2 separate regions of the Homo sapiens genome follow, and region 2 is linked to region 1. A link is a loop called in an ENCODE intact Hi-C map of the cell type or tissue named here. Cell type or tissue: HCT116. All regions are shown on one strand. Links, peaks and the distances in the headings refer to the core of each region. The heading gives the core; the rest is flanking DNA. Region 1 overlaps ZNF300 (zinc finger protein 300). Region 2 holds the start of LOC124901114 (a long non-coding RNA gene).

Evidence for each region. Hi-C counts contacts between places; a loop is a spot of excess contacts. Peaks named below come from ENCODE experiments on the same cell type or tissue, not always from the same donor. Only the 100,000 strongest peaks of a DNase experiment are listed, where the experiment ranks them.
Region 2: it touches region 1 in a loop (2.2-fold over the local background); 4 of 110 quality-filtered maps call a loop at or near these places.

The regions. Positions count from the first base shown.
Region 1 is chr5:150,886,060-150,902,882 of GRCh38, reverse strand. ZNF300 (zinc finger protein 300) reads left to right here. Exons shown (of 6, transcript NM_052860.4): 4 at 4,329-4,455; 5 at 4,699-4,821; 6 at 5,910-8,484. The coding sequence ends at 7,459. It also overlaps a transcript of IRGM not described here. Among named protein-coding and RNA genes, the nearest start is that of ZNF300, 11 kb to the left of the region's middle. In HCT116, for the core only: no CTCF peak of the experiment used is centred there; no DNase peak of the experiment used is centred there.
Region 2 is chr5:150,950,283-150,967,105 of GRCh38, reverse strand. LOC124901114 (a long non-coding RNA gene) reads right to left here and starts at 4,218. Exons shown (of 3, transcript XR_007059001.1): 1 at 4,102-4,218; 2 at 2,879-3,160. In HCT116, for the core only: no CTCF peak of the experiment used is centred there; a DNase peak (open chromatin) is centred at 6,105.

The DNA of each region.
Region 1 (16,823 bases), core at 8,965-11,464:
CCATGTTAAGAAAATGTTTCTAGCCATATAAGACTAAAAATAAATTCCTTTTTGGCTTTTACTCTAGGAGGTGGAGTGCACAGTGTTCTCACCAACACTCCTTTGCTAAATGCCACAGTAGGTTTCTTGTAGTGGTGTCTTAAAACGATCTTTTTTAGAGGGGATGTATCATAATGTCTAGCCAAACTCCTTGAACCTTATTCTTGAGTGAGGGTTGGCAAATTATTGCCATGGGCCAAATCCCATTCTCCAACTGTTTTTATAAAGAAAGTTTTATGGAGCACAGCCATGCTGTTTGTTTACATGTTGTCTATAGCTTTTTTCTAGCTACAATGGCAGAGTTGAGTAGTTACAACAGAAACCGTATGGCCTGCAATGCCAAAAATGTAAACTTTACTGAAAAAGTTTGTTGACCCCTGCTTTCAAGGAACAAATTGATTACAGATGCTTCCTATTGTCCAGCTTTATCCACAGGTAAATTCATTAACGTAAGATAGGCACATTTTGAATGTTTTTCTAAACTATGTATTTCTCTCAAAAAAGCCATTCTTAAATTATATTTATCTGGCAAATCTTTGGAGGGCAAAGGTCCCTGATGCTCCATATCTTTTGCTGTGCTTTCAGAATTTGTAGGATTAGTGTCAAGTTCAAGGCTGTTCCTTCTTTGCTCTCCCATTTTTAAAAGTTTGTATTATTTTTTCTTTCTGCCAGCATTGGCATATAAACATTTAAAATTATATAAAAGATAAAAATTTAAAACAGAGAGACCTTTTAACTTAAACTCACCTTCTCCCAGGATAATCAGTGTTAACCATTGCTTCTAACCTTCCAAACCTTTTTTGATATGAATATAACTGTGATTGATTAACAGTTTATATGTAGAAGTACAAATGTGTGAGAATGTCTCTTATTTTCTTGCGCTTTTCTTTTGGAAAAAGAAGGTTATAGTAAATATTTTGTTCTGCAACCTGATTTTTAACTTACTGTCCAATATAAAGGTCTTTTGTATACACTTAGAATATCTTTTTCCATATCAGTACATAGAATTCTCCTTTACTATTTTATCAGATGCATAATATTTCCTTGTGGCCTGGTTGCCTGGGATTGTTTCTTCATCTTACAGATAGAGATTATAATCCCCATAGGGTTGTTGTGAGAATTGAGTAAAAACCATGCTTAAAACCATAACTGGGGCATGGTTTGTACTGATATATTTAAGTGTCAGCTGTTATTACATCATCATTATGATTATCGTTGTGAAATCTTGAAATCAGCTTTTACATTAGGAGTCCTTGTGTATATTTTACAGTAGAGTTTAGAGTTCTATTGCAAAAAGATTTTTTCATTGTTGTTTTTGTTTTTGGATTTCAGTAGCTTTGTTTTAGAGCCGTGCTGTCTAATATAGTAGCCATCAGCCAAATGTGGTTACTGAACACTTGAAATTGGCTAGTCTGAATTGAGATATGTTAAGTACATACCAGATTTCAAAGTTATATTTCCAAAAAACTCACTAGTAGTTTTTAAGGATTCCATGTTGAAACGATATCTTGAGTAATATATGGGAATAAATGTATATTATTGAAAATAATTTTTTGAATGTGGTTCCTAGAAAATGTAAACTTACCTATCTGGTTAGCTTTATATTTCTGTTACACAGCACTGCTTTGAGGGAGAATGGATTTTTTACTTAGCCCAGTAAATCCAACTGCTGTGGCTAATTAGTTGATTAAATGCTTCTTCCTTCAGGAAGAGGGCTGTATATTAGTTCCCTACCATCCAGAAGTGAAGTCGTTTTTACACATATCCTCCTTTTCAGCCTTTAACACCTACTTCCCTTTCATTTCTTCCATCACTTAATAGCACTTCCATTTCCCCAGGGACCTGAGCTGTAAAAATTGTTTGTAGTTGACAAAAGTATAATTTTTCACTGATTATGTACTATATTTTCCTCAAAATTAAGAAATTTATACCTACTTATTATTTTGAAGCATTTGGGTATCATTAATAAAGCAAAATCAGAATGTTAGAATGATAACATCTATGAATTTACCTCTCAGAATGGATTTCCTCTGTATTCCACATTTATTATCTTTCTTATGTTACTTTTCTTCAGATAAAACAAATTAGACTAATACACAAAACAGTGTTTAACTAAACATAAGTTTTAATTTATTTTTTCTTTATAATCATGATTCATTTAACAAACGTTTCTTAAGTACCCAGTATATGTCATATGCACTGGCTAGCTGTTGAATATCCTGAGCAGATTTACGTATAGTTTTCTTCTGGAAGGACTGCAGAGAAAAAAGAGATGTAGAAACCAACATTAACACATCGGCAGAGATGTAAAGAGATGTAGAAACTAACATTAACACATAAAAGTTCTGTAGCAGACATGGGAGCAGGTACTGTTATAGCAGAGAGGGGGGAACAACCAGATTTCTAAGGAAGTAGGTAATAGGCTTAAATGATTATTGAACTTTGGCTCATGAGGGAAGTAGGCTGAGGACAGGAAGCAGCATTTGTAAAAGTAGAAAGGGCAGAGTGATTTTAGGAAGGCTGAGAATTTTGAAACTAAAATGGAGAGTGCTTCATGGAAAGGTCGACTAAGGTTGGTATTGAAGTGATAAAATATAAAAGATCATGATGTTTACAGTATCAGGGAGGCAGTTTGGACTGCAGTAGTCAAGAACCTAGACTATTGAGAATAAATCTTGCAGATAAGAGAGTTCATCAATCATATATTTAGTATGTAATCATCTTTGGCAAGTATTTACTTAACCACTGTAATCCTCAGTTTTCTTATATGTACAATAGGAAAATTAACAGGATTGTTATGGACAACTAACTGTTTGGCAGCTTGACAGAGTGAATATGGAATTGGTGTGGGATGAGAGAAAGCTTGAGATTTGAGATGACTGAGATGAGACTGTGTTAGCAAAGAAGAAAACAAAGGAGGCTTTTAAGCAGGCAATGTTGACATTTGAAATAATCATTTTCATTCTGAAAGTGGTGTTTGGTAATTATGGAATATTTGGGGAAAAAGTCTGAACAATTTATTTAAAATAATACAGATCACTATTAGATTAGTTTCTGCTATTAGTTAACAACTATTGTGAGGATAATGGTGACATAATTAAAATAGTCAATGTTCCCTCCAGAAACATTTTATAACTCTACTCTTACCCAAATTCATTTTTGATGTTATGTCACTAATTTGTTGTGGTTTCTTCATTAATGTTTTCTGTACATTTTTGTTGAGTTTATCATTTGGGATTCCTTATTTTTTGTTGCTACTGTAATTGGTATATTCATTCTATTACTAACTATTGTATGTATATAAGAAAGCTATTACATTTGGGGGAAGCTAAGATCATTTTCCTATGAAATAAAGAGATTAGATTAATGATCTTCTAGAGCTCTGACATTCTATGATTCTCTAAATGTAGCTTTTCTTTTTTTAAAAAAAAATGTACTTACAAAGGGCATTTCTGCTCTATAATCATTAATTAAAATTCTCCTGTGTCTTATTTTGTTACTTTTATGGCCTTTAGTACTTTTTAGAGTTTAAATTTTTATTCCATCAGAATCTATTCTTTTTCCCAGGTATTATATAGTGTATTGGTTTGCTAGGATTGCTGTGACAAAGTACCACAAACTGGGTGGCTTAAACAATAGAAATTTAGTCTCATAGTTCTGGAGGCTAGAAGTCCAAAATCAAGGTTGTTCTTCAGGACTGTGAGGGATGTATTTGTTTCATGCCTCTCTCCTTGGCTTCTTTATAACTATCTTCTTTTTTCTCTTTGCATTATCTTCCCTCTATGCATGTCTTTGTGTTCAAATTTCCCCCTTTGGATGAGGACACAGATCATATTGGATTCAGTTTCACCCTAAATACCTCATATGGCTAGGTATATCTGCAATGACCCTGTTTCCAAGTCATATCACATTTTGAGGTACTGGGGGTTAGGACTTCAACATATAAATATTCAGGAGATACAACTCAACCCATAATATTTCTTCAGCATTATTCTTTTCCTCTTTACTATTCATTGTTTCAAAACGATTCATCCAATAATCCATCTTCCTCCCAGTTATTTGGATGCTGCCTTTAAAATGTATGAAATTACTATATGTATTAGGTAGGCATTTTATGGTTTACCTCTTTTTTTCTCCTCATATGCCTGGCTCTGCTTGCTAAAAACAGGATTTTATTTTGTTTTTCCCAAAAACTATTATACAAAACTAGGTGTGGATGTAGTTGTGCACATTATAGCAGAAATTATGAGAATGATCATTTCAGATTGAACAGGAATTTACTATTACAGGGGTTAGTATCATTCAAGGATGTGGCTGTGGATTTCACCCAGGAGGAGTGGCAGCAACTTGACCCTTCTCAGAGGACCCTGTACAGGGATGTGATGCTGGAGAACTACAGCCACCTGGTCTCAATGGGTAAGGATGGCTTCCCTGAATAACTCAGAGTTGTCCAATCAAGTGCCTTTCCTTACTAGTTGCTGTGATTAGATTGTTCCTGACATATGTCATGACTTTTATGACCTTCATACCTTTGCAAATGGAGGTTATGCCTTTGTTGAGGGCTAACTGGACAGCTTTATTGTAGACCATCTGAAACTGCACCTTCTCTTTTTCCTTCAGTGCAGTCAATCTCAATTCTCTGTGATTTCTGTTTAATAGGGTATCCAGTTTCCAAACCAGATGTCATCTCCAAGTTGGAACAAGGAGAAGAGCCATGGATCATAAAGGGAGACATATCAAATTGGATCTATCCAGATGAATATCAGGCAGATGGGAGACAAGGGAAGTGAAATATCAATTTATGTTTTTTTAATTGATTGGTGCCTGAGGTTTATGTTTCTATCCTTATCAAAATCTCCTATTCTTTGCTTCTATGCTGAGAATTTAGTAGTCACTCAACAAGTAATTGTGAAGCCTTTCAGAGGAGTTCTATTTGTTGTTGATCCTGTCTCTTGTGTGTATATATATATGTTTATATTTGTTGTCTTTCCTGAAAGGGTTTTAAAGGCAATAGAAGGCAAATTCCTTTCAAGAACACAAGCTGTGCTTTAAAAGGCAATATTCCCAGATAAATGACTGTATTAAATTAAATGTCAAATACAGTTACTGTTTTAGAAGTTCAGAGAAAATTAAGAGTCTAAAGAGATGTGAGCGTATTTGAGAAACATTTTTCAGAGCATGCAACTGTAACTGCTCTGAATGACATAAATGCTGATGAGGCTGAAGGAGGAGGGTGAAGGCAAGCAGTGTTGGAGAGAGAGTATATGAACAAAACCTTAGGGTCAGGAAGATACAGCTTTTCTGGGAGAACTTTACTAGTTTTACTTGACATGTATAGAAAGTAGTTTATTGGGAGTAGTGGAATTTACGTCTGTATTCTCAGTTTGACTCTGATACTGAATCTGTAGCAGGATATTGGATTTTTCTATTATTTGTTAGTTGTTAGGAAAATAGATGGAGGAGAGTTAAAGTATTTTGCATACAGAAGATACCTTGTTTTTTAGAGTGATGGTAGGATAATAAGAATGTGTAGCACATGATTTATAATATAAATGAAATTAAAAGGTGAAAAGGGGTTTCTATTCAGAAAGCAGAAGTGAAATATTCTAGAAGAATAATCAAAAATTAGTGATGAGACCCCACTTTTTCATCTCTTTTAAGTTTAGTTTTTACATGAATATTTCTGTTTAACATTCTTGTCTGTCTATTCACCTGATAACACTATATGCTGTACTGTCTTCTGAGATGACCTGTTTCCATCCTTTTTTTGTGAGTTCATCTACTATGTTGGATCATCCATTTGTTCTACTTCTTTACCCTCTTAATTGACTCTTGTGATGACTCTTAAATTGTATCTTTTCTTCTTTTAGACAGGAAGAGTAACCTTCACAACTCCCAGTCATGTATTTTGGGGACAGTTTCCTTCCATCATAAGATACTGAAAGGAGTCACAAGGGATGGTTCATTGTGCTCCATTTTAAAAGTCTGTCAAGGTGATGGTCAGCTGCAGAGATTTCTAGAGAATCAAGACAAACTCTTCAGGCAGGTCACATTTGTTAACAGCAAAACAGTGACTGAGGCATCAGGGCATAAATATAATCCACTGGGGAAAATATTTCAAGAGTGCATAGAAACAGATATATCAATACAGAGATTCCATAAATATGATGCTTTTAAAAAGAACTTAAAACCAAATATTGACCTACCGAGTTGTTATAAGAGCAATTCAAGAAAAAAACCTGATCAGAGTTTTGGAGGTGGAAAATCATCTAGCCAGAGTGAGCCCAATTCTAATCTTGAGAAGATTCACAATGGAGTAATACCTTTTGATGATAATCAGTGTGGAAACGTTTTTAGAAATACACAATCCCTTATTCAATATCAGAATGTGGAAACTAAAGAGAAAAGCTGTGTATGTGTTACATGTGGAAAAGCCTTTGCTAAGAAGTCACAACTCATTGTACATCAAAGAATTCATACTGGAAAGAAACCATATGATTGTGGTGCATGCGGAAAAGCCTTCAGTGAGAAGTTTCATCTTGTTGTACATCAGAGAACTCATACTGGGGAGAAACCTTATGATTGTTCTGAATGTGGAAAAGCCTTCTCTCAGAAATCGTCCCTTATTATACATCAGAGAGTTCACACTGGGGAAAAACCCTATGAATGTAGTGAATGCGGGAAAGCCTTCTCCCAGAAATCACCCCTCATTATACATCAGAGAATACATACTGGGGAAAAACCCTATGAATGTAGAGAGTGTGGGAAGGCCTTTTCCCAGAAGTCACAGCTGATTATACACCACAGAGCTCATACTGGAGAGAAGCCGTATGAGTGTACCGAATGTGGGAAAGCCTTCTGTGAGAAGTCCCACCTCATTATACATAAAAGAATTCACACTGGTGAGAAACCCTACAAATGTGCTCAATGTGAGGAAGCCTTCAGCAGGAAGACAGAACTCATTACACATCAGTTAGTTCATACTGGGGAAAAACCTTATGAATGTACTGAATGTGGAAAGACATTCTCCCGCAAGTCACAGCTCATCATACATCAGAGAACACATACTGGAGAAAAACCCTATAAATGTAGTGAATGTGGCAAAGCCTTCTGCCAGAAGTCACATCTCATTGGACATCAGAGAATTCACACAGGAGAAAAACCTTATATATGTACTGAATGTGGGAAAGCCTTCTCTCAGAAGTCCCACCTTCCGGGACACCAGCGAATTCATACAGGAGAGAAACCTTACATATGTGCTGAATGTGGAAAGGCCTTTTCTCAGAAGTCAGACCTTGTTTTACATCAGAGGATTCATACTGGGGAAAGACCCTATCAATGTGCTATATGTGGGAAGGCCTTCATCCAGAAGTCACAACTAACTGTACACCAGAGAATTCACACAGTGGTAAAATCATAATGAACTGGCCACAGAAAAGCCTTAGTATTAGCTCAAGCCTTAATAATTACTAGAAACCCAATTAATTTGATAAGCTTGGGGACAACATCCCAATAGATAAAAATTTTTAAGGGAATTTGTTTCTAGTTTGGTGATGCCTAACTTTTCCAGCAAAGATGATGGAAAATAGTTATATAAATGAAGAACATTTTTAATATGGCATGTAAAGCTTTTAAAGTTATGAACTCAGTGATCAGCACAGCAAGTTAAGCATACAGAATATTGTCAAGTTGCATATTCCTTATACTACAAAATGATAATCAGCCATTGTGAAACTGCTAATATTAGCTTGTCATAATTATGGCCATAAACTAATTTTTCTATAAAAGACGTGGAAGAAAGCTTAAGTAAACAATAAAATAAAACCTATACACTATTTTAAGAAGGGGCTTGAGCATGACCCCTAAAGCTACATGTAAAGTTCTTGTACAAAAAATGGAATGATAGGTTGATCAGATTCAGTAAAGTTGATCTGTATGCATTTTCCCATCTCAAGCATATAAGTTGACCTGCATCTCTGGAAGGACCTTGAGATTGATGCATTTTGAGCAGGTCTCCCTTTTACTCTTCCCAACTGGGAACTTGGAGCTGAAAAACATTGGCACTGAGGCCAGATGGCCTTGGGTTTAATCCTGGCTCAGTGCCTCACAGATTGTGTGACTTTAGGCAAACATACTTCTCCTAGCTGAGTATTTTTTATCAGTAAGTACAAATACAATGCAGAGCTCATTTTCAGTTAATATTAGTACTTTTTAAATCTTTACTCTCTATCTTGAAGCATTAGATGTTAAGACTAATGTGTAAAAACCACGTCTGAGCTTGCTTTTCCCTCTGGACACTCTGCTTTTGATTGCCTATCCCTATAAGTGGCTCATTTTACTGTCTTCTGATCCTGGTGGCCTTATTTTTGCTATGTTAAGGTTGTGTTTTTTAATACTTGGATTTATTTTCATATACTTACATAAACCGTGGTGATTGCACATAAAGACCCTGCCTAATGTCTCTTCACTTCTTTGTGATCCTTTCCCTGAAGCCCCAACTGTTTGCCCTGAAAACTTACAGGGGAAAACTCTTGGTGTGAGAAGTAATGCCTGTATAGCCTTGAGAACTGGAGGCCTCTAAGATAACACCTACTATCTGTCATTCCATCCATTCCCCCATAAGCATTTTTAGATGAGCACCCTTGCTGGAAGTGACCTGCAGGAGAGCATACTTGGCAAGGATGAGAATACCTGTGTGATAAACACAGCATCTGCACATATTTCCTGCTTGATTTCCTATCCACTTGATCCCCTTCCTGCTTGGCTAAACTGTCTGTTGTGAAAACATGGGGCTCCTCTAGTTGAGAACAACTGTAGAGTAGAGGGCACACTGGACAGGGATGTGGGAACTGAGAATTAAAGATGCCATTCACTGGACAGGGATGTGGGAACTCAATGTTAAAGATATCACTCCCCCCACATCCCAGGTGATTTATATATTGTTGGGGTGGGAAAAGAGAAATCCAAAAGAGCAAACCCATTCATAAAATGGATCTGCTAATTTTATTGTTGAATAACAGAAATAAAAATACTATGTAGCATTTGGGTAGCTAGCACATGGCTATAAAACTAGTGGATTTTTAGCTCTATTTATATGGAACTGAAGCTACAGTTGTGTGGAACTAAGCTTCCCCTCTGTTGGTAAATGGCAGATACCTAGTTTTCATCAATAGTTACATTGAGCTTACTCTGATGTCTTGTTTTGCATAATTCTTTTATCAGGCTTACTCTGATGGTCTGTTCTTTATATATTTTTTAATCTGTGCATCCTATGGTTGCCCTGACAGTGTATCTAATACGTGTGATTAGTCATATTCTTCACTCCTCAACAAAATTACATCAGTTTTTCACAGTAGTCAATGAACCTTATATCAACACCTCAACAACCTTTTTTATAAAAATCTTATAATTTGGTTCTAAAATGATATACAGAAATGCCCCAAGGCAAGAGTAGCTAAGACACTTTTGAAGAACAAATTTGGATAACTTATTAGACTTCTTATAAAACAGTGGTAATTAAGGCAATGTGGTGTTACACGAGTAATCATGTAGATCAATGGTAAAAGAGAATCTGAAAACTGATAATTACCTGTAGACACTTGAATTATGACAAAGTTGGCATTCTAGAACAATGGGAGGAAACTCACCTTTTCAGTAATGCCTCTGGCTCAGTTATCCAAATGGGTAAAACAAAGAAAAAACAAATTTACTGCATACCATTCACAAAATTTACTCTGCCTAAACCTATAATAGAGGACAATGTATAGCAGTAAGTATAGATCAGGCAAAAAGAAAGCCTGAAAATACCTAAGCAACAGTCTCAATAGGTTAGAATAAAAAAACGCTGTGATCTAACTCCAAAAAAATAAAAAGGACATGATAAAAATAAAAGAAGATGAAGAAATAGGAAAACACACAAAATAGGAACAACAAAACAAGAAAATTGTGGCTCATGTCCGTAATCCCCATACTTTAAGAGGACAAGGTGGGAGGACACCTTGACCCCAGGAGCTCAAGGCTGCAGTGATTGCACCACTGCACTCCAGCCTGGGTGACAGAATGAGACCCTGTCTCAAAAAAATGTATTGTAGATTGAAAAAATAATAAACCTTTAAGTAAACTGGGAATAAAGGGCAGCCTCCTCAAATAGTTAAAGGGCATAGATAAAAAACCTACAGTAAACATCATATTTAATGGCTGGAAAAAGGCAAGAATATTTACTTGACTCTTTCTAGTTAACATTACACTGGTGAATTTAGCCAGTGCAATAAGAAAAGCAAAGTAGGGAGTGGGCTTGCAACCTGGAAAGGAAGAGATAAAAGTGTTGTTATTTGTAGACAACATATCCTTCTATGTAGAAGATCTCAAAACTGCACAAAATATTTACTAGACCTAATAAACAGGTTTTGCAAAATATCTAAATAATTTGGAGAGATTAATTAAAACTCAGATATTCTGATTCTAGAGTCTACACACTTAACAATTATGTTATGCTGCCTCTCCTGCCTCCCTTTCCCTTCTGTAATTAACACAGTTAATCTTCCACACCGTTTTCTGAATTGGTTCATGATACATGATGCTTGCATGCAGATGCTCCTATTATTTAGCCAAACTTCAATATTGAAAAAAAAAAACTCCATAAAAACACTTAATGTCACCATTTAATAAAAAATTTAATCTTAATCCTTATGTTTTAGTGTTCAAAAATGACTTATACATCCTGACAGTGAGATAGTTTATTGGGAATACAGACCTATGATAATCATGTTGGATCTTTAAATGAGTTAAGATGATTCTTATCTGCAGAACATTGGGGATGTGATTGATGCTAAATATTCAGTGAATGCCCTGAGCTTTGACCCTGTAGGATTGGAAAGTATAGAAATTTAGTCCCTTGGGAGTTGTGTTCTGGTTGATGATACTCTTTTTTTGCTAGTTTGCCAAAAAATTAAAAGATCCTGGCCCTGGATTTTGTTGTTGAGAAGACCAACAGGAAGCTTGATTTAATGTCTAACACTGCTTTGAAATTCCACATCTACGGAAAATCTCAGCGTGTTCATGGATGTGGCTGCCTGAAAAGTGCCATATCATACACAATTACAGCTGCCAGAGATAGGCCAAAATCAGTGCCTGTCATTGGAATGGCTACATGGTCATCTGCTGGCAAAACATGGTCATGTTCATATTGTCTCTTTTACTATACATGAAGTGGCACAATATAACTTGGCAGTAGATTGGGAAAAGCTAAAAATGTGTAGTACAAATGCTAAACCACTAAAATAACAAAACAGAGTTATAGCTTAAATCCAAAAAGAAGAGAAGTAATCATAACAAATAATCCAAAACAAGGTAGAAAAAGAACAAAAAACAGAACAAATAGAAAACAAAATGATAGTCTTAATCTAATGATATACTCAGATTAAACATAAATGATCTAAAGACACCAATTAGGGGAAGAGATTGTCATATTAGATAAAAACGCAGAGACTATATGCTGCCTACAAGAAACACACTTTAAATGTAAAGACATAAATGGATTCAAAGTAAAAGAATGGAAAAAAGATATACTATGATAACACAAAAGAAATCTGGAAGGCCTATGTTAATATCAGATAAAATATATTTCAGGATAAATACTAACTAAGAGATTTTTAAAAGACCAGTTCATAGTGATAAAGGAATCAGTTTATCATGAGAACATAATCCTAAACACTTATGCACTTAATAGCAGAGCTTCACCATACATGAAGCAATAACTGATAAAACTTCAAAGGAAAAATAGACAAATCCACAATTACAGTTAGAAATTTCAATACATTCTCACTAATTGAGAGAATGAGAAGATAATTAGTAAGGTTATAGTAGGTAGACTTGAACAGCAAAATCAACCAATTTGACCTAGTTGACATTTGTAGAACATCCCACCCCAAAATGGTACAATACACATTTTTAAGTCCATGTGAAGCATTTACCAAGACAGAGCAATAAATTTAAAAGGTAAGGTGACTCATTCTCATGTGATTCTAATTTAATTCATTAGAAATCAATTACATTAGAAATAAATAACATGAAAATATGTGGAAAATACCAAATATATGGAAAGTAATAACACATTTCTAAATAACCCATTAGTCAAAGAATGAATCAAAAAGGAAATGAAGCATTTTGAACTTAATGAAAATAAAAACACAACTATATCAACATTTGTGAAATGTCCGTAAAGTAGTTCTTAAAGAGAAATTTAAAGTGCTAAAGGAATGCATTAGAAAAGAAGAAAAGTCTCAATGAATCAGTTTCTACCTTAAGAAGATAGGAGTAGGAAAAAATGAAATGCATTATAAACAGCAGAATGATTGGTTCAAAGCATAAATTAAATAGAAAAAAAGAAAATACATCAAAAGCTGACTGTTTGAGAAGATAGATATGTCAGACTCAGGAAAAAAGAGAGGACACAATTATTCAAATCAGAAATGAGAGAAGTGACATTACTACAGACTTTACAGACATACAAAAAAATAATAAGGGAAGATTATGAACATCTTAATACCAATAAACTTGATAACAGATGAAGTGGACAAATCCTTTGAAAGATACAAACTACCACACCTTACTCGAGAAGAAATAGATATTAACATAAATAGTCCTATATCAATTTTTAAAATTCAACTTGTAGTGTAAAACCTTATCAAATTCAGGATCATAGACCTTCACTGGTGAACTGTCTCAAACCAAACAATATTTAAAGAGGCAACAATTCAAATTCTATACAAGCTTTTCCACAAAATTGAAGAGGAAGGGATAGTTCCCAATTCATTATATTAGGTCAGCATCACCATGATACAAAACCAGAAGATATTATAAGAAAATAAAACTACAGACCAATATCCCTCATAACTATTGATGCAAAAGTCTAAACAATAATATCACATTATATAAAAAGGATAATACATCAAGACCCAAGTAGGTTTTCTCTCAGAAATGCAAGGTTAGATTAACATTTGAAAATCAATCAATGTAAGTCACCACATTAGCAAACAAAAAGGGAAACCATATTATCTCAAAAGATGAAAAAAAGTATTTGACAAAAATCATCTAAAAAGGAACTTCTTCATAGATAAAAAGGAAGTGAAAACCCTACAGTTAATATCATATAGTGAAAGACTGAGTGTTTTTTTAAAATAAAGAACAAAGCAAGGATGTCTTCTCTGTCATTTCTAGTGATCAATATACTGGAGGTCCAAGGCAGTACAATAGCCAAAAAATGGCATTCAGTTTGGAAAAAAAGAAGTAAAACTCTATTTGCAGATGATATGCTAGTTGATATGGTTTGGCTGTGTCCCCACCCAAATCTCATCGTGAATTGTAGCTCCCACAATTCCCACATGTTGTGGGAGGGACCTGGTGAGAGGTAATTGAATTATGGGAGCAGGTCATTCCTGTGCTATTCTTGTGATAGTAAATAAGTCTCATGAGCTTTGATGGTTTTATAAAGGGGGAGTTTCCCTGCACAAGTTCTCTTCTCTTGTCTGGCACCATGTGAGATGTGCTTTTCACCTTCTGCCATGATTGTGAGGCCTCCCCAGCCATGTGGAACTGTGAGTCCATTAAATCTCTTCCTTTTGTAAACAGCAGAGTCTTGGGTATGTCTTTGTCAGCAGCATGAAAACGAACTAATACGGTCATGTATGTAAAAAATTTTAAATCTTGAAAAAAAATACTAACAACTAATATTTGAGATTAGTAAGATCTTAGGATACAAGGTCAATAGACAAAACTCCACAATAAACAATCAGAAATTGAAATTTGAAAACAATACTACTTGCAATAGCATTTAAATATGAAACATGAATAGACATAATAAAATATGTGACAATTATAGAACATTGCTGAAAGAAATTTAGAAGGACCAAAATAGAGAAATAGATCTAGTTTATTGGTTGGAAGGCTCAATGTTGTTAAGATATTAATTCTCCCCAAATTCGTCCATAGATTTAACACAATCTCTATCAAAATATCAGCCAATATTTTTTGTGTAAAATTCAATGAACTGCCTTAGCTGTGTCTCAGAGATTCTGGTATGTTGTATCTTCGTTTTCATTAGTTTCAAAGAACTTCTTGGTTTCTGCCATAATTTCATTATTTACCCCATAGTCATTCAGAACCATGTTAATTTTCATGGTTTTGAGTGATTTTCTCAGTCTTGACTCCTATTTTTATTATTCTGTGGTCTGAGAGTGTGTTTGGTATAATTTTCGTTCTTTTGCATTTGCCAAGGATTGTTTTATGTCAAATTATGTGGCCAATTTTAGAGTGTGCACCATGTGGCAATGAGAAGAATGTATATTCTGTTATTTTTGGGTGGAGAGTTCTATAGATCCATTCTATCAGATCCATTTGGTCCAATGTTGAGTTTGGGTCCTAAATATCTTTGTTAATTTTCTGCCTCAATGATCTATCTAACAATATCAGTGGAGTGTTAGAGTCTCCCACTTTTATTATGTGGGAGTCTGTGTCTCTTTGTAGGTCTCTAAGAACTTGCTTTTTTTGTGTTGGCTGCATTTATATTTAGGATAGTTAGACCTTCTTGTTGAATTGAACCCTTTACCATTATGTAATGCCCTTCTTTGTCTTTCTAAATCTTTGCTGGTTTAAAGTCTGTTTTTCGTTTGTTTGTTTGTTTTTTCTTGTCTGAAATCAGAATTGCAATCCCTGCTTTTTTCTGGTTTTCATTTGCTTGGTAAATTTCCCTCCATCCCTTTTTTTTGAGACTATGGGTGTCATTATGTGTGATATGCTCTTGAAGACACCATACCATTGGGTCTTGCTTTTTTATCCAGCGGGCCACTCAGTGCCTTTTAAGTGGAGGCACTTAGCCCATTTACATTCAAGGTTATTGTTGATGTGTGTCATTGTGCTCTTAGCTGGTTATTATGCTGGCTTGTTGGTGTGGTTGGTTTATAGTGTTACTGGTCTCTGTATTTAAGAGTGCTTTGGTATTAGCTGGTAGGAGTCTTTCCTTTCTATAGTTAGCACTCCTTTCAAGACCTCATGTGAGGCAGGTTTAAATCTTTCCTGGCTTGTAAGGTTTCAGCTGAGAGGTCCACTGTTAGCCTGATGAAGTTTTCTTTGCAGGTGACCTGTCATTTCTCTCTAGCTGCCTTTAACAGTCTTTTTTTTTTTTTTTTCATTTTGACCTTGAAAAACCTGACAATTATGGGTCTTGGTGATGATCTTCTTCTGTAGAATCTTGCAGGAGTTCTCTGTAGTTCCTGAATTTAATTGTTGGCCTCACTAGCAAGGTTGGGGAAGTTTTCATGGATGATAGCCTGAAATACATTTTCCAAGTTGTTTGCTTCCTCCCTTTGAAGAATGCCAATGATTCATAGATTTAGACACTTTACATAACTCCATACTTCTTGGAGGTTTTGTTCATTCCTTTTAATTCTTTCCTATTTATTGTTGTCTGATTGTCTCATTTCAGAGAGCCAGTCTTCAAGTTCTGAGATTTTTTCCTCTACTTGGTCTATTCTGTTGTTATTACTTGTGATTGCATTGTGAAATTCTTGTATTGTGTTATTCAGCTCTGTCAGATCCATTAAGTTGTTTTATACCAGCTATTTCATCCTTCCACTCCTGTATTGTTTTATTTTGATTCTTAGTTGTCTTGGATTGGGTTTTGTTGTTCTCCTGAATCTTCATGATCTTTGTTTCTGTCCATATTCTGAATTGCATTTCTGTCATTTCAGCCAGCTCAACCTAATTCAGAACTCTTGTGCAGTGTTAAGAGGGGAATTCATAGCACTAAATGCCCACATCAAAACATTAGAAAGATCTCAAATTAACAACCTAACATCACAATGGAAAAAATTAGAGAAGCAAGAACAAATCCACTCCAAAGCTATCAAAAGACAAGAAATAACCAAAATCAGAGCTGAACTGAAGGAAATCAAGACACAAAAAAAATCATTCAAAAGGTCAATAAATCCAGTAGTTGGTTTTCTTGAAAAAATTGAAAAGAAAGATAGGTCACTAGCTAGACTAATAAAGAAAAAAAGAGGAAACATCAAAATAAACACAATTAGAAATGATGAGGAGAATGTTACCCCTAACCCCATAGGAATAAGAATAACCATCAGAAACTACTTTGAACATCTCTATGCACACAAACTAAAATATCCTAGAAGAGATGGGTAAATTCCTAGACGTATACATGCTCCCAAGATTGAACCAGGAAAAAATTGATTTCCTGAACAGACCAATAATGAGCTCTGAAATTGAATCAGTAACAAGTAGCCTACCAACCAAAAAAAGCCTAGGACTTCATGGATTCACAGGTGAATTCTACTGTATGTACAATGAAAAGCTGGTACCATTCCTACTGAAACTATTCCAAAAAATTGAGGATGAGGGACTCCTCCCCAATTCATTCTATAAAAACAGCATAATTCTGATACCAAAACTTGGCAAGGACACAACAAAAAAAGAAAACTTTAGGCCAATATTGATACACATTGATGCAAAAATCCTCAACAAAATATTTGCAAACCAAATCCAGCAGCACATCAAAAAGCAATACACCACGATCAAGTAGGCTTCATTCCTGGGATGTGAGTTTGCTTCAACATAAGAAAATAAATAAATGTGATTCATCACATAAACGGAACTAAAGACAAAAGCCACATGATTATCTCAATAGATGAAGAAAATGCTTTCAATAAAATTCAACATGCTTTCATCTTAAAAGCTCTCCATAAAATAGATATTGAAGAAACATACCTCAAAAT
Region 2 (16,823 bases), core at 4,659-7,158, 69 kb before region 1:
TGTGTCCCAGAAATTCTGGTATGTTGTGTCTTTGTTCTCGTTGGTTTCAAAGAACATGTTTATTTCTGCCTTCATTTCATTATGTACCCAGTAGTCATTCAGGAGCAGGTTGTTCAGTTTCCATGTAGTTGAGAGGTTTTGAGTGAGTTTCTTAATCCTGAGTTCTAGTTTGATTGCACTGTGGTCTGAGAGACAGTTTGTTATAATTTCTGTTCTTTTACATTTGCTGAGGAGTGCTTTACTTCCAACTATTTTGGTCAATTTTGGAGTAAGTGTGGTGTGGTGCTGAGAAGAATGCATATTCTGTTGATTTGGGGTGGAGAGTTCTGTAGAAGTCTATTAGGTCTGCTTGGTGCAGAGCTGAGTTCAATTCCTGGATATCCTTGTTAACTTTCTGTCTCCTTGATCTGTCTAATGTTGACAGTGGGGTGTTAAAGTCTCCCATTATTCTTGTGTGGGAGTCTAAGTCTCTTTGTAGGTCTCTAAGGACTTCCTTTATGAATCTGGGTGCTCCTGTATTGGGTGCATATATATTTAAGATAGTTAGCTCTTCTTGTTGAATTGATCCCTTTACCATTATGTAATGGCCTTCTTTGTCTCTTTTGATCTTTGTTGGTTTAAAGTCTGTTTTATCAGAGACTAGGACTGCAACCCTTACCTCTTTTTATTTTCCATTTGCTTGGTAGATCTTCCTCCATCCCTTTATTTTGAGCCTATGTGTGTCTCTGCACGTGAGATGGGTTTCCTGAATACAGCACACTGATGGGTCTTGACTCTTTATCCAATTTGCCAGTCCGTGTCTTTTAATTGGAGCATTTAGCCCACTTACATTTAAGGTTAATAGTGTTATGTGTGAATTTGTTCCTGTCATTATGATGTTAGCTGGTTATTTTGCTCGTTAGTTGATGCAGTTTCTTCCTAGCCTCAATGGTCTTTACAATTTGGCATGTTTTTGCAGTGGCTGGTACCGGTTGTTCCTTTCCATGTTTAATGCTTCCTTCAGGAGCTCTTGTAGGGCAGGCCTGGTGGTGACAAAATCTCTCATCATTTGCTTGTCTGTAAAGTATTTTATTTCTCCTTCACTTATGAAGCTTAGTTTGGCTGCATATGAAATTCTGGGTTGAAAAATCTTTTCTTTAAGAATGTTGAAAATTGGCCCCCACTCTCTTCTGGCTTGTAGAGTTTCTGCCAAGAGATCAGCTGTTAGTCTGATGGGCTTCCCTTTGTGGGTAACCCGACCTTTCTCTCTGGCTGCCCTTAACATTTTTTCTTTCATTTCAACTTTGATGAATCTGACAGTTATGTGTCTTGGAGTTACTCTTCTCAAGGAGTATCTTTGTGGCATTCTCTGTATTTCCTGAATTTGAATGTTGGCCTGCCTTGCTAGGTTGGGGATGTTCTCCTGGATAATATCCTGCAGAGAGTTTTCCAACTTGGTTCCATTCTCTCCATCACTTTCAGGTACACCAATCAGATGTAGATTTGGTATTTTCACATAGTCCTATATTTCTTGGAGGCTTTGTTCATTTCTTTGTATTATTTTTTCTTTAAACTTCTCTTCTTACTTCATTTCATTCATTTGATCTTCCATCACTGATACCCTTTCTTCCAGTTGATCAAATCAGCTACTCAAGCTTGTGCATTCATCACATAGTTCTTGTGCCATGGTTTTCAGCTCCATCAGGTCCTTTAAGGACTTCTCTGCATTGGTTATTCTAGTTAGCCATTCATCTAATCTTTTTTCAAGGGTTTTAACTTCTTTGCATTGGGTTTGAACTTCCTCCTTTAGCTTGGAGAAGTTTGACCATCTGTAGACTTCTTCTCTCAACTTGTCAAAGTCATTCTCCATCCAGCTTTGTTCCATTGCGGGTGAGGAGCTGTGTTCCTTTGGAGGAGGAGAGGCACTCTGATTTTTAGAATATTCAGTTTTTCTGCTCTGTTTTTTCCCCATCTTTGTGGTTTTACCTACCTTTGGTCTTTGATGATGGTGATGTACAGATGGGGTTTTGGTGTGGATGTCCTTTCTGTTTGTTAGTTTTCCTTCTAACAGTCAGGACCCTCAGCTGCAGGTCTGTTGGAGTTTGCTGGAGGTCCACTCCAAATCCTGTTTGCCTGGGTATCAGCAGTGGAGGCTGCAGAACAGCAGATACTGGTGAAAAGCAAATGCTGCTGCCTGATCGTTCCTCTGGAAGTTTTGTCTCAGAGAGGTACCCGGCCGTGTGAGGTGTCAGTCTGCCCCTACTGGGGGGTGCCTCCCAGTTAGGCTACTTGGGGGTCAGGGACCCACTTGAGGCAGTCTGTCTGTTCTCAGATCTCAAGCTCCATGCTGGGAGAACCACTACTCTCTTCCAAGCTGTCAGCCAGGGACACTTAAGTCTGCAGAGGTTTCTGCTGCCTTTTGTTCGACTGTGCCCTGCCCCCAGAGGTGGAGTCTACAGAGGCAGGCAGGCCTCTTTGAGCTGCGGTGGGCACCTCCCAGTTCGAGCTTCCTGGCCACTTTGTTTACCTACTCAAGCCTCAGCAATGGCGGGCACCCCTCCCCCAGGCTCACTGCTGCATTGCAGTTCGATCTCAGACTGCTGTGCTAGCAATGAGCGAGGCTCCATGTGCGTAGGACCCTCCAAGCCATGCGCAGGATATAATCTCCTGGTGTGCCATTTGCTAAGACTGTCGGAAAAGCACAGTATTAGGGTGGGAGTGACCCGATTTTCCAGTTGCTGTTTGTCCTCCCTTCCCTTGGCTAGGAAAGGGAATTCCCTGACCCCTTGCACTTCCCGGGTGAGGTGATGCCTCGCCCTGCTTCGGCTCATGCTCAGTGTGCTGCACCCACTGTCCTGCACCCACTGTCTGACAATCCCCAGTGAGATGAACCCAATACCTCAGTTTGAAATGCAGAAATCACCCGTCTTCTGCGTCGCTCAAGCTGGGAGCTGTAGACTGGCGCTGTTCCTATTTGGCCATTTTGGAACCGCCAATTTATTTTCTTTTCACCTTCCCACTTTTCTTTTGAAAATCTTTTGGAGAAAGCATTTTAGAAGAAAATGAGTCTCTGGTTTCAGGTTTTGTCTCATCTCTCATGGCTAGGATGGTTTATTCCTAGATGAGTAGGTCCCACATTATTAGGAAAGCTCAATTTTAGCACTTTGTGAAGTCTCATGCCCTATGAAGATAAAATAGGTGGAGGAAGGGAGAAAAATAACAACAGAAAAAGAACACTTCTGGAAAATCAATATAGGCAATATTACTCAAGTAATATTGTAGGCAGGTATAAAAGTGTCTTATGTATGTAAATAGGTTGCTGTTATTTTCTTCTGACATATAAGTTGTCTAGTTTCAGTTCACAGGGCTTTAAGAAAACATGGCTTAGTTTTCAGTGATTTTAAATTAGAAAAAATGTAAGAAGAAAACAAAGAAGGAGAAATAATTGAAAACATTATTTTGGAGACTTATTGCCAGGAAAAATTAGAATTCAGTCTACATTGTAGAAAATAATAAAAATCGAAAAACATTAGGCAAGACCAGAATCTAACAACTGGTGCACTATAACTCTTGAAACATAATTTTTCTATCTCTAGTTTCCCATTTTTTCTAAAGACAAATCATGGTAGGACGAATTTGCCTTATTATACTTGGCCAGAATATTTGTATAAAGTGTAGCAAGAATAATTATTTTTCACATAGGCTTTTAAAATTACCTTTGATGGAACTTTGTTCCATAGAAGGAATCTCAGATAACACTTTTTTAAAGCTGAGCCCAGCCATGGATTTGTACCATCAAATACCTATGAGTTGGGTAAATTCCTCTCCTTTTTAGGTCTCATGATAACTTGGGGCTCCTGAGCCTGTCAGAAAGTGACATTCTTTACTTACCACAGATCAGGAACCCTGTAGAGGGACTGTGTAGACAAGTATGAGGCTAGTTTTCTCAAGGGGCTTTTATTGGCTCTATAAATCAAGTTTGAGTCCTTAAATGAAAGCACACCATTCCAGTCAAAGCCTTGGTAAAATAAACAGTTTCTCCAATGGTGTCCTGTTGCAAAAGACAGCATTCTTATTGTGCTTATGCAAATAACTAAATTGCTGTAAGTTAACAATACTCACAAATAGTTTCCAAATTCTGGAGAAATCATGTAAAGAGAAATATGCTCCACATTTTGTTCTTAGGAGTATACTAAGTTGTTAAAAGCTGTCAATAGCTTAAAAAAAGTTTCCTTGACTCTGAAAAAACAAAACAAAGGATCAGCAACATTTTAGGCAAAAAGTAAAAAAGATTACTTCAGTCTTCTATTAGTTCAGTCTATAGAGTTAATTCCTGTTCTGCTTGATATTCATGAACATTTCAGCTCTCCATGAGTCCTGAAAGGTTTTCCTCTATTCTCATGTCACAATCTCCAAAGTTATCAGAACCCTGCATTCAAGAACACCTGTTAGAGTTTTATAGCTGATTATAAAACCATCTTCTAAAGAGGACCAAAACAAGACAACAATTGTTCATGGATGACAAAAAGTTTTAGGCAGCCATAGTCAAAGAAACAATTGACAAGGAAATCTGTTACCTCTGTGGCAAAAAGTAATTTAACATGACAATTATAATTATATCTGATAACATACACTAAAAGTCATATCAGAATTATAAGAGTTTCCTATAATTGTATAGAAATTTTATAAATATATAATGTATGTATACAAATACAGCCGAAAGAAAGCCAAATACCATTTCATATGTGACAATGCTTCCTGTATGATTTTGATACTAAATAAGCCAAATATGTAATTTTTGGACTTTACAGAACCTAATATCTTAAAGGATTAATTGTATCAGAAAAACACATGATTTATAATTTGATTTGGGAAGTTTGTCAAATATCAAATGTTTAAAACACTTGATATCACAAAATAGGATCACAGGTCATTGTAAAATAAGTCATTTATTTAACCAAAGTGATAACTCAAGGATTTCAAAAAAGGCAAAAAGCCTTCATTGTTCGAGAGAGGAGACATAATTTTCCAAAAAAAAAAGCCCTAATTAAGACAGCATGGAGCCAATTAAATTTTTTTCAAAATTTTATAAATGATCTATAGAATTTTAATCATCTCGGCCATAAGATATAATTTCCATAAGCCTTTTAAACCTTTATAACCTTTATTAAGGAATTGGTTAATGCGTCAAGAAAACCTTGTTCATCAGACACAGGGGCAAATATTCCAGTCTTGCATCAGTGTGCCTTTGATATTAATGGTTAATTTATATAGAAACTGAAGTTATTTTATCTCTCAAAATCAGCCCTTACAATCTCACCTGCCCACCTCTTCCGTGACAGTCTCTGGGCCTTGAGGAGTTGAATAGCTTTAATTTCTGGCTGTGTGTCTCATGAACACAGTGTACTTTGATTGGCATCTTCTATGGGGTCTGAAGATGAGGCTTTAACTGCTGTCAGTATTAAGATTTAGCAGGACTTGGTGACCTTTTAGACCCAGGTGTCAAAGCCCTTTAACTTAATGGCATAGGACTTTAATGGACATATAGAAAGTTCCAGGAATATAATAACTTTAATTTAAATTTTTTTAATCTCAGTTTTTTTCTAAGCAAACCCAACTTAGTAGTAATGATACAGAAATTATTTAGATAAAGACTAAGATCTGTTTATTAGGCCAGTCACTCAAGGCAAGAGAAAAGAACTACTGCAGTGTGACTGCTGTTTCCTATGGGGAATATTATGTTAGAAGGAAACATTTCCTTTAGACCTTTAATATAAAACTTTTTTTTTTAAGTGTCAGGCCCAAGTTAGAACCTGAAGAAAAAAACTTACAGGATCTGAAAATGAGTTGAAGGATAGAGTTATTATTTCAGGCCTTTTAAGAGGGGAGAGAAAGCTGAAAACAGTGAGATGCAGTAAAACTTGAACTTTGCATAAAATTAATTATAATGTCTTGTAACTTATTAAGAGTAAAGCAATACCTTAAGAAAATTTCATAGTTTGAACCCATTCTTTAGTGTATGTGTTTTTCTAATTAAAACTCAATTTCTAGAAAGACCATTATAATGTCCGTTTAATTACAGACAACTTGATCATATAAAAGTTTTTAAAAATAAATCCTCTTATTATGACTTACACAAACCATTTATTACATGCTTGGACTTTCTGGTTTGCCCTGAACATCCCTCTTTCTTGAACAACCAGTCATTTTATTCTAGGACAGAATTTCCTATACAAGATTCTTTCTCATATAAAATTATTTTTCTTTAAACTTTCTTACCAAAAAATACTTTTTTATTTCTACAACTTTCTTCACATCTCTCTTATCTCCTGGTTCTTTTTGCCTTGTTTTACATATAACCTTTAAATAAACTTTGAATTAGATAAAAATTATTCATCTTTTTTAAAATGACACATATTTTAAAAAAATAATGTTTCCCTACAATATATTTTTATTGAAAATACTCAAATAATGAAATATCTATTAATTTAATAAAACTTTAGATTCTAAATTATGACAAGTTTGTCTACAAGTATTTATCCCATTACATTTACCTAATTATTTTAATTGTTTACCTTGATTATTTATGAAAACTGCTATAGTCATCATTTAAGTCATCATCATTTTGAAACCACCATTGCAAAATCATAACTGAGACAGTGAAAAAGATCTGACCTAACTGACTCCATCTTGCTTCTAACCTCCAAGCTGTCCTTGTTCATTCCTGGGTGTATGCCAAACCAACTTTGAGAGGAACTTAGTTTACAGTTTAGCTTTGAAACAAAGATGATAACAGTCCTTTCCCAAAATAAACCCCCTTCCTGCCTGGGGACTAGACTGCCTAAAGCCTCAAGCTTAGAAGTTGTGGTTATTTTACTAAATAATTTAAGATTTAGCTATATTCATTAAACCAATATCAATGTCTTATTTATTAAAAATTACCCAAGCAAATATCATTCTGTTTTGAGCTAGGTGTATAGTTTTGTAACCCCTATGCCAAATTTTGACACTTTGTAGTATTTGGCAGGGATAAGTATGAAATTGCTTGATCAATGAATGCAAACAAAAAAATCTATACAGGCAATTCTTAAGACATTTCTCATATTACTTTACCAATAATTTTAAAGCTAGCTTATTTATTAAATATTTTCCTTAAGTTACATAAACTTGAAAAAGCATTTGACTAGTCTTTCCTTCTTCTGATAAAGTATTTGATTTAAGCATTTTTATTTTTCTTTAAGCTAATTGGAGCTCTTTTATGTATTTTTAATAGTAAAACTATGTACACAACACATAAATACATAGACGTATTAGGCATACTGATAGAAGTACAACTTATAGATTCATCAGTCCTCCTTTTTTTTACCCGTAGACTTGCAAACTCTTGATAACCTGTTTCATTACTCTGGAAGTTGTCAGATAAATAACCCTAAATCTGCATATTGAAAGAAACTACCTTTAGGTGAAAAATCAGATAGCAAAATCTACATCTCAAGGTACAGAGAGAAAAAGTCTGGTGGTACTAGAGGGAGATTAAAGATGTATGCCAAATCAAACATTAAGTTATAGAAATCAATCATAGGATTCTATAAGGAGACCAATTTTATTTAGATGGGGACTACCTATCTTTTAACTGGGATCTCTAATCTCTGGGCAGAGCCCACACTGAATCCTGGGTTTTCAAAAAGGGAGAATTATTATGAAGCTAGACCACGTGATGCTTTTACAGTGCACTTAAATTTTTTTTTAAACAAAAACATTTCTAAGTGTCTAAACTACACTCTTCCTTAAAAACCCGAGTAGCCTCTGTTGCAATAACTATTTTAGTCAAAAAATTAGGTAACACAATACAAAAGCAACCAGTTTAAGAGCTGAGACAGGCCGGATGTGGTGGCTCATGCCTGTAATCCCAGCACTTTGGGAGGCCAAGGGGGGCGTGGATCACCTGATGTCAGGAGTTCCAGACCAGCCTGGTCAACATGGTAAAACCCTGTCTCTACTAAAAATACAAAAATTAGCCAGGCTTGGTGGCAGGCGCCTGTAATCCCAGCTACTCAGGAGGCTGAGGCAGGAGAATCACTTGAATCTGGGAGGCAGAGTTTGCAGTGAGCCAAGATCATGCCATTGCACTCCAGCCTGGGTGACAAGAGTGAGCCTTCCTCTAAACAAAAACAAAAAAACAAACAAACAAAAAGGCTGAGATGAACTTGTCTGTTTACACTCTTGGGGTTCCATAAGGAAAAACAAATATTTCTCCCCAAAAGGAAGTCTGGTACCTTCTCCATTTGCTTTAAGGAATCCCAGGCTATTATAAACTATTTTAGGTTCCTCATGCAGCAGAGGGTGCAAGAGAAAGGAGAGACAGCAGAAGTAAATAAAGAAAACATAATTCAGTCAAATGAGAAGAAAAAACTTTTGCTCAACAAAGACAAGGTCCTAGGAGAGGAAAAACAAAAACAAAAATATGAAGGCCTTTTAAATACGAAGACGCACACACACACACTCACACATACACACACATCTTGGATGTTAGCTTTTAATTAAGCTGACTTTTAACCACTGAGCTCCTTTAAAAAATATTCTTAAATCTCATTACCATATTTCAGCTAGGACAAATTGATGCTACTTCAGAAGTACCAGGTATCAAACCAGAGCTTGACTTAGGAACCAAACCCAGGCTGGTGAAAAAACACGGCATAATCTTAGCTATGGAACTGTAGCCTGGGAGACAGCCATTGCTTTTTTGGTTTCTCCCGGCTAGCAAAAAAGTGGCCTTGTTATGTAAATAAAGCCCTTTTTTGTGGGAATTTAGCCACTTTAGAGGCTTTGTACCCCATAATTTGGAACTTTCCTTTGGATTTGATCATGTCAGATACAGTTGGTCAAACTCAATGGGAAAAAGACTGAAACAACAACAAAAACAGAAACAAACAACAAAAAAAAGCTAAGCAAAACAATCACACAACTTAATATGATTATTGAGTGCTCTAACGGTAAGAAGAAATTAAGACCAGCTGGTTGTTAATCTTAACTTCAGCCAAGACAAACCCCAGTTCATTTACTTACCTAGGGATGGGTCTCAGATGGAAGACTGCTCTCTACCATCCTAGGAGCAGAAAAAAAACGAAACTTGTCTTCCCTGTTAGAAGTCAGCTTAAACTCCATAAGGAGTTACCTGCCTTCCAAAATCATGGAAGTGGGAAAACTTGCCTTCCTTGTGTTGGTAGCAAGTAAAACTTCAAAAAAAGAAGTTGTACAGCAAAATAAACTTTAGATCTTGATGAAATTTTGGGAGATCAGGGATTATGCATTATCAGAGATAAATGCAGTCAGATAGCCATTTATCTCAGTGATCAGAGGGATGACTTTGAATAGAATGGGAGGCAGGTTTGCCCTAAGCAGTGTCTAGCATGACTTTTCCCTTTAGCTTGGTGATTTTGGGGCCCCAAGATTTATTTCCCTTTCACACCTGCAATGTGACTGTATTTGGAGACAGGGCCTTTAGGAGATAATTGACAATAAATGAGGTAATAAGAGAAACCAGTGAGCTCACTCTCTCTGTCATGTGAGGACGCAAAGAAACCAACACTGCTGGCACATCATTGATCTTGAACTGCCTGTCTGCAGTACTGAGAGAAAATTAATTTCTGTTGTTTAAGCTGCCCAGTCTGTCGTATTTTGTTATGGTAGCCTGAGCAGACAAAAACACTCACCCATGTCTAAAAGACTGAGTGGGGGCCGGGTGCAGTGGCTCACACCTGTAATCCTAACACTTTGGGAGGCTGAGGTGGACGCACTGCCTGAGTTCAGGAGGTTGAGACCAGCCTGGGTAACACGGTGAAACCCCGTCTCTATTAAAATACAAAAGAAATTAGTTAGTCGTGGTAGCGTGCGCCTATAGTCCCAGCTGCTCGGGAGGCTGAGGCAGGAGAATTGCTTGGACCCTTGAACCCGGGAGGCGGAGGTTGCAATGAGCCAAGATTGTGCCACTGCACTCCAGCCTGGGCGACAGACCAAGACTCCATCTCTACAAAAAAAAAAAAAAAAAAAAAAAAAAAAGACTGGGGAGCCTAGCCTCCCACTCTTGCCAAGTTGTAATGGAGAAGGCTGAGTATGGAGCCAGGAGTTTCATCCCTATTGGGTGGTAAAGAACCCTTCTTCATCCATGATGTCACTGAAGACCAAGTGAAGACCTTAGACTTTCTCAACCATCCTGTAGTAATGCCCCACTCCTTTCCCACTGGGGTAGTGTCAGAGAATACTGGGGTAATGGAGAGTCAGGACTTTCACCACTTCCTACCAGTAATGAGGCTCCTCCCCTGACAACACCAGCACAGGCCACATGGAGTGGAGGCAGTAACACAGTACTCCTCCCCCTCCCAGCCGGTGGAGAACTTGTGGGGAGCTGAAACTCCCATTCCCCAAGAAGTGCGGAGCCTTCCTCACCTTGGGCATCAATGGAGGCTGAGTGGTAAACTGGACTCCTACCTATACCTGAAAGTAACAATGTGGTGTCACCCTCACTTCCTCTGCTGGAGTGCTGTCACAGGAAGCCAGCTACCACAGAAGGATTAATTAAGATCTAGGTCTCATAATATAATACACAAAATGTCCAGGTTTCAATTTAAAAAACATTCATAAAAAGCCAGGAAGATATTACACTGAAGGAAAAAAGACAATCATTAGCTGCCAATCAAGATGACAGAGATATTAAAATTATCTGACAAAGATTGTTAAGCAGCCTTTGTAAAAATGCCTCAATGAACAATTACAAATGAAAAACAGAACATCTCAGCAAATAAACAGAAGATATAAAGAAAAACAAAATGGAAATTTTAGAATGGGAACATACAATAACTAAAATTTTAAAACTCTGTGAATGGACTCAATAGCAGAATGGCAGGAGAGGGGACAGAGAATAGTATTACTAAGTGAAAGAACAGTGGAAATTATGCAATCTGAACAATAGAGAGAAAATAGAAGAAAAGAAAATAGAACAGTGCCTCATGGAAATGTGGAACTATATCGAAAGATCTTACATTCATGTCTTTGGCATTCATGAAGGAGAGAAGAATGAGGATGAGGCTAAAGAATTATTCAAAATAATAATGACTGAAAATTTCCCAAATTTGGCCAACCCCCGCCCCAAATTTAGAAATTCAAGAAGCTGAGTGAATCCCAAACAAGATAAAATGAAAAGAAATCCATGCCAGGAAACATTGTAGTCACATTTCTAAAAACCAAAGAGAAAGTAAAAATAATGAAAACTGCCAGAGAGAAACAATGCATTCCGTATAGGAGAAATAGAATTCGAATGAGAGTTGATATCTCCTCAGAAACCATGGAGGCCAACAGGAAGTAGCACAGTATTTTTCAAGTGCCGAAAGAAAAGAACTGTCATGCCAGGTGTGATGTTAGCAAGATGGTGGTGTAGGATTTTCCAGTGCTTGTCCCCTTGCAGAAACATCAATTTGAACAACTTTTTATTCATGAAAATGTCTTCATAAGAGCTAAGGATGACAGCACCTGGGTGTAGCACAGAATAAGAAAAGATGCCTTGAAGAGTGTAGGAAGGAGAGGTTTACATTACTCAAGTCACCCCTCCCACAAGGCAAGGCAGTGAGGAGAGAGATACCCTCTTTGTGGGGGAAGGAGAGAGAAGTGAGCACCCAACTTTGCCATGGACCCCAGCACCAGGCCAGTCCCAGTGAATCCTGCTGCCAGGCCAGCTCTAGGCTCCAGTCTAGGCCTTTGGCCCCAGACGCTAGGCGGGCTCCCCTGGCCCCAGGCTTGAAGCTCACCCCAGAACCAAGACAGGCCCTGCAGCCCCAGGCTCTAGGCTGCCCCCTGCAGACTCAGGTTCCAGGTCTGCCCAGCACCAGGTTGGCCAGAAATCTACAGTAAATGTTAGACTAAACGAAGAATTATTAGAACCATGTTCATTGGTCCTTTAAAGCCATGAACAAGACAAATATTGTCATTGTCACTGCTACAATTCAGCATGTGCTGAAATTATAACCAAAGGGAAAAAAAAAAACAGAAAATGAAATAATAGGTAAAATTATTGGAAAGAATGAGAAAGAAAGCCATTTGTTCATTCTCACATTTACGCCAAAAATGTGAGAAAAATTCATTTAAGTAGAAAGGACCAAAACTTAATACAGGTTTTAGTACAGTGGGAGTTTAGTAGTTTTAGTACAGTAGTAGGGAAATTATTTTCATTTTTTTCCTGTTACAGTGAAAAGTAGAAACTCTTTGATCAAATAATTTCACTGTTAGAAATTTTTTCTATGAATATACTTTCTAAAATACCCCAAAATAATATGTTTTTTTCACAGCAGTTTATTTAAAAAAAGAAAAAAATCTCAAAATTAATTGTTAGGAGACTTGTTAGATACATGTATATAATAGGATGCTATGAGGCATTAAAAATGACGTGAATCCATAAATGGTGCCATGCAATGCTCTTTGAGATACATGAAATAGTAAGCTACAGAACAGAATTATAGAATGGTCCATTCTATAAGGGATATGTTTTCTGGAAAATTATATAGAAAAATGTGGAAACAATGTTAATTTGAGGAGAATCTTGGGATTGAGGGTGAAGATAGAGAAATGCTTTTTAATTTTTACTTCTTAAAAAAATTTCACCACTGATCAGAAGGTGTTTATTTTTATTTACTTAATTTTTTGAAACAGGATCTCACTCTGTCACCCAGGCTGGATTGCAGTGGTGCCATCAAGGCTCACTGTGACCTCAAATTCCTAGGCCCAAGTGACTCTCCTGCCTCAGTCTCCCGAGTATCTTGGACTACAGGCATGTGCCAACATGCCTGGCTAATTTTTAAAAAATTTTTTAGAGATGGGACCTTTTAATGCTGCCCAGGCTGGTCTCAAACTCCTGGGCTCAAGCAATCCTCTAGCCTCAGCCTCCCAAGGCACTGGGATTATAGGCATAAGCCACCATGCCTGGACTATTTTTATTTCTGATTGCATACCTTTTTGTACAGGTCAGAAGTTTTAAAACATATTTAAAAATCAATACCTTTGCTTCATGCCACCAGTAACTTATTAGAAAATATTAATAATTAAAATTACGTATTTCACAGCAGTTAACATAAACCACAAAAGACGTAGGAATAAACCTTACCAGAAATGTCCAAAACTGGGATAGAGAAAAGGTCAAAATTCTACCAAAGGACATAAAATAAGACGTGAATAAAAAGAAAGATACTTCATATTACTGGAAGGAAAGTTTCTGGGCTATAGATTCAGGAATAAATTGATAGAGGGTGTTTTTTTTTTCTACAGCTGAAAGAAAATCTCCAGCAAATGTCCCAAGCTCTGAGCTTCATCTTGTAGTGCACAGGAGAGTTAGTCTGGGGGAAGGAGATAGGTTTGTTGGTTTGAGGTGAGGGAGAGTGATGCTACCTGCATAGAAATGTCAGTTTTTTCCTGTTTTTTTTTTTAGACTTGCCCCTCCCAATGGCCTTTCAGTTCCCTGAGCTCCTGCAGCCCAACCACCAGATTCAGAGTATTAAAATTCACCTTGCTTTTATTTACTCATTGATACACCCCTCTTCCCCCACCTATGCTCCCTCCCCACTACATGTCACCCACTCTGCACCAGTTAGGCTTCTAGAACCTGGAAACATTTTCCAGGGACCCTACCTTCTCCCCCAGGAAGCTTTCCAGGAATTAGCTTTCATTGCCCTCCCTACTTCTGACCAGATAGTTTGGCTCCAGGGACCCTACCTTCTCCCCCAGGAAGCTTTCCAGGAGTTAGCTTTCATTGCCCTCCCTACTTCTGACCAGATAGTTTGGCCCTTCAGGTCAACTGGGGGACTGTTGCCCTACTGCACAGCATTGGCATATTCCAGTGCACACTGGCCTCCAGCCAGGCACCATGGGGTGGCCATCTTTAAGGCACATGGCCACCCTACACACTGCAATGAATCAAGATGTTAAAATAGAGATCATGAGACTAATAGGATAGACTCTTTGTGTCAATAAGATACTAAATTATAAAAAAGACCTAAGGCCATGCCAGATGAGGGTTAAATCATGTACCCCTATAGTTAAAGAATAAACTATGTTCTAACTGCCACAAGGTTTTTTTCTTTTTCTCTAGCAGCTAAACAAACACTGGCATCAAGATAAGCAAAACAGTTGCAGCTCAACAATGGCCAGACACTGACCAGCTGACTCTCCTGTTCCACAAACCATAACTACAGTTTTGATTCATCACATATTTGATAAATTATACCAGTAGATTTCCTAAATCTGAGTTATCATGCTGTTCCTGAAAAGAACATCTCAGTTTACTTTGGACTAGTAGATTCTTACTTTATGTATAGCAGGTTCTTCTTACGAATATTTTACATAGGAATTTTTGTAGAATATTAATGACTTACCTCTGATTTATATTGTTCATGTAGGTGTTATATGTGGTTTTTGTAACAAAATCATACTGGCTGAATGGAAAAAAAAACAAACTTGGGAGCTTTTCTCTGTGTGATCTAGAAAACTTAAAGCAGCTTTGCAATTATCTATTGCTTGGCAATTTGATAAAATTCACCCATGAAATTAAACAGAATATTTTCCCATCTTGTCCACATCAAACAATTCTGATTATTTCAGATGAAGTGGGATTTACCTATGTATAGCATTTATTGTCATTTGAGGATGTGGCTGTGGACTTCAAACAGGAGGAGTGGCAGCAACTGGACCTTGCTCAGAGAGTCCTATATATGATGTGATGTTAGAGAATTATAGTCATTACCCTAATTTTAGTGCATGAGGATAGAGTCCCTGAATTAGAATGTTTCCAATACTGAGCACTTTCACTTTGGTTTTGTGGCCTCAGAAATATTTATTGCTTTTGCCCTTGAAGGATTGTGCATCTCTCTTGCCTAAATAATAGCATAATTGACTCATTTACCTATAAATGATATTGACTTTGTCAAGGTAAAAATGGGTAGCTTAATTTTCCCCATTATTCTGGAGTCTCAAGCCAAGGTACTGAGGCCGAGTTCTGGGATAATTCTTCTATTCTAGTACTGATACCCAAGTTTTGTGTTATTTTGTACAAACAGTATCTACCAAAGCAAACACGACTGTCATACTGAAGCATGGAGAAGAACCATGGACACTGGGGGGAGAACCTCAAGGTTTGGACTATTAATGAGTAAGTTAGAATAAGGCATTTGAGAGATGATGGCAAAAATAAACCTGTCCCATTCATACCTGTTTTAGCCATACTTACTTTACCTCTTCTACCTCAGTCTCACTTTTTCCTTATTTTTAGTCTTTTTCATCATCTCTTTTTTTCAGATTGAAATAATATGCCAGAAGAACCAGAAGCTATCATAGCTGAAGATGTTTCATTGTCTAATGAGATAATGAAAAAATTGAGATAATGAAAATAGTGAGATAATAAAATAATTAAAATAATGAGATAATGAAAATAAGTGGCTCATTATACTCCTTTAATGAAGAAGTTTGTCAAGCTGATGATCAAATAGATGGGTTCCAGGAAAACCGAGGCAGGCTGATAAGGCAGTTTGCATTCACCAAAAATACAACAGTGTTGGAAAAGGGAGGTTTTGCATAAAATGCATTTGGAAAATTTTTCCCTCTGAGTACGAGCCTTCTTCTGAAAAGACAAAGACCTCACAAATATGGAGTATTGGGGGAATAATTGGATACATAATTTAGGTTTACTTAGTCATAACAGGAGTTTAAAAGAAACATGAACAGCATAATGAATATCATAAATTATTTAGTGACATCCATACTCTTGTGAAGAAAAAAAGAAAAAAATTATTTAGCTATAGTTTATTCCATACCAAGAATGAGAATACTTGGAGTCTCATTGACTATAATAAATGTGACCAAATGCTGACTCATGGATCATCCATTTATAAATATGTGATTAATCATGAAGACAAGATGCCCTATGAATGCAATGAGTGTGGAAAAGTCTTTGTCTAAAAGTCACTTTTTATTGTACATCAGAGACCTCATATAGGAGAGAAAGCATACATATGTACTATGCGTGTCCAGGCATTTAGTAGGAACTCATACCTCATTATGCACCAAAAAACTCATACAGGAGAAAATTCCTATGAATGTTCTCATTGCAGGAAAACGTTCAGGAAGAAGATCTGCCTCATTATATATTAGAGAATTCATACTAGGAAAAACCCCTATAATTGTAACCTATGTAAAAAGTTTTCAGGCATAGTTACATCTTAACATGACAAAAGAAATTCACACAGGCAAAATACTCTATGAATGTAATGAATGTAGAAAAGTTTGAACCCAGATGTCAGCACTCATTGTACATATGAGAATTCATACTGGAAAGAGACATTTGAATGCATGGAATGTGGGAAAATTTTCAGGCACAACTCAGAACTTTAGAAACGTGAGGATGGCTGGACATGGGGTTCACACCTGTAATCCCAACACTTTAGGAGGCTGAGGCGGGTGGATTGCTTGAGGCCAGACATTTGAGACCAGCCTGAGCAACATGGTGAAAACCAATCTCTACTAAAATACAAAAATTAGCCAGGCGTGGTGGTGCATGCCTGTAGTCCCAGCTACTCAGGAGGCTGAGGCAGGAGAGTCGCTTGAACCTGGGAGGCAGAGGTTGCAGTGAGCTGAGATCACACAACAGCACTCCAGCCTGGGCAACAGAGTGAGACATTGTTTCAGAAAAAAATGAAAGAAATAAAAAGAAATGAGAGGACTTGTACAGGAGAGAAGCCTTACTGAATGTGGGAAAACCTGTATCTGGAAATCGTAACTTACGGTTTATCAGAGGTTTCATACTGGGCATA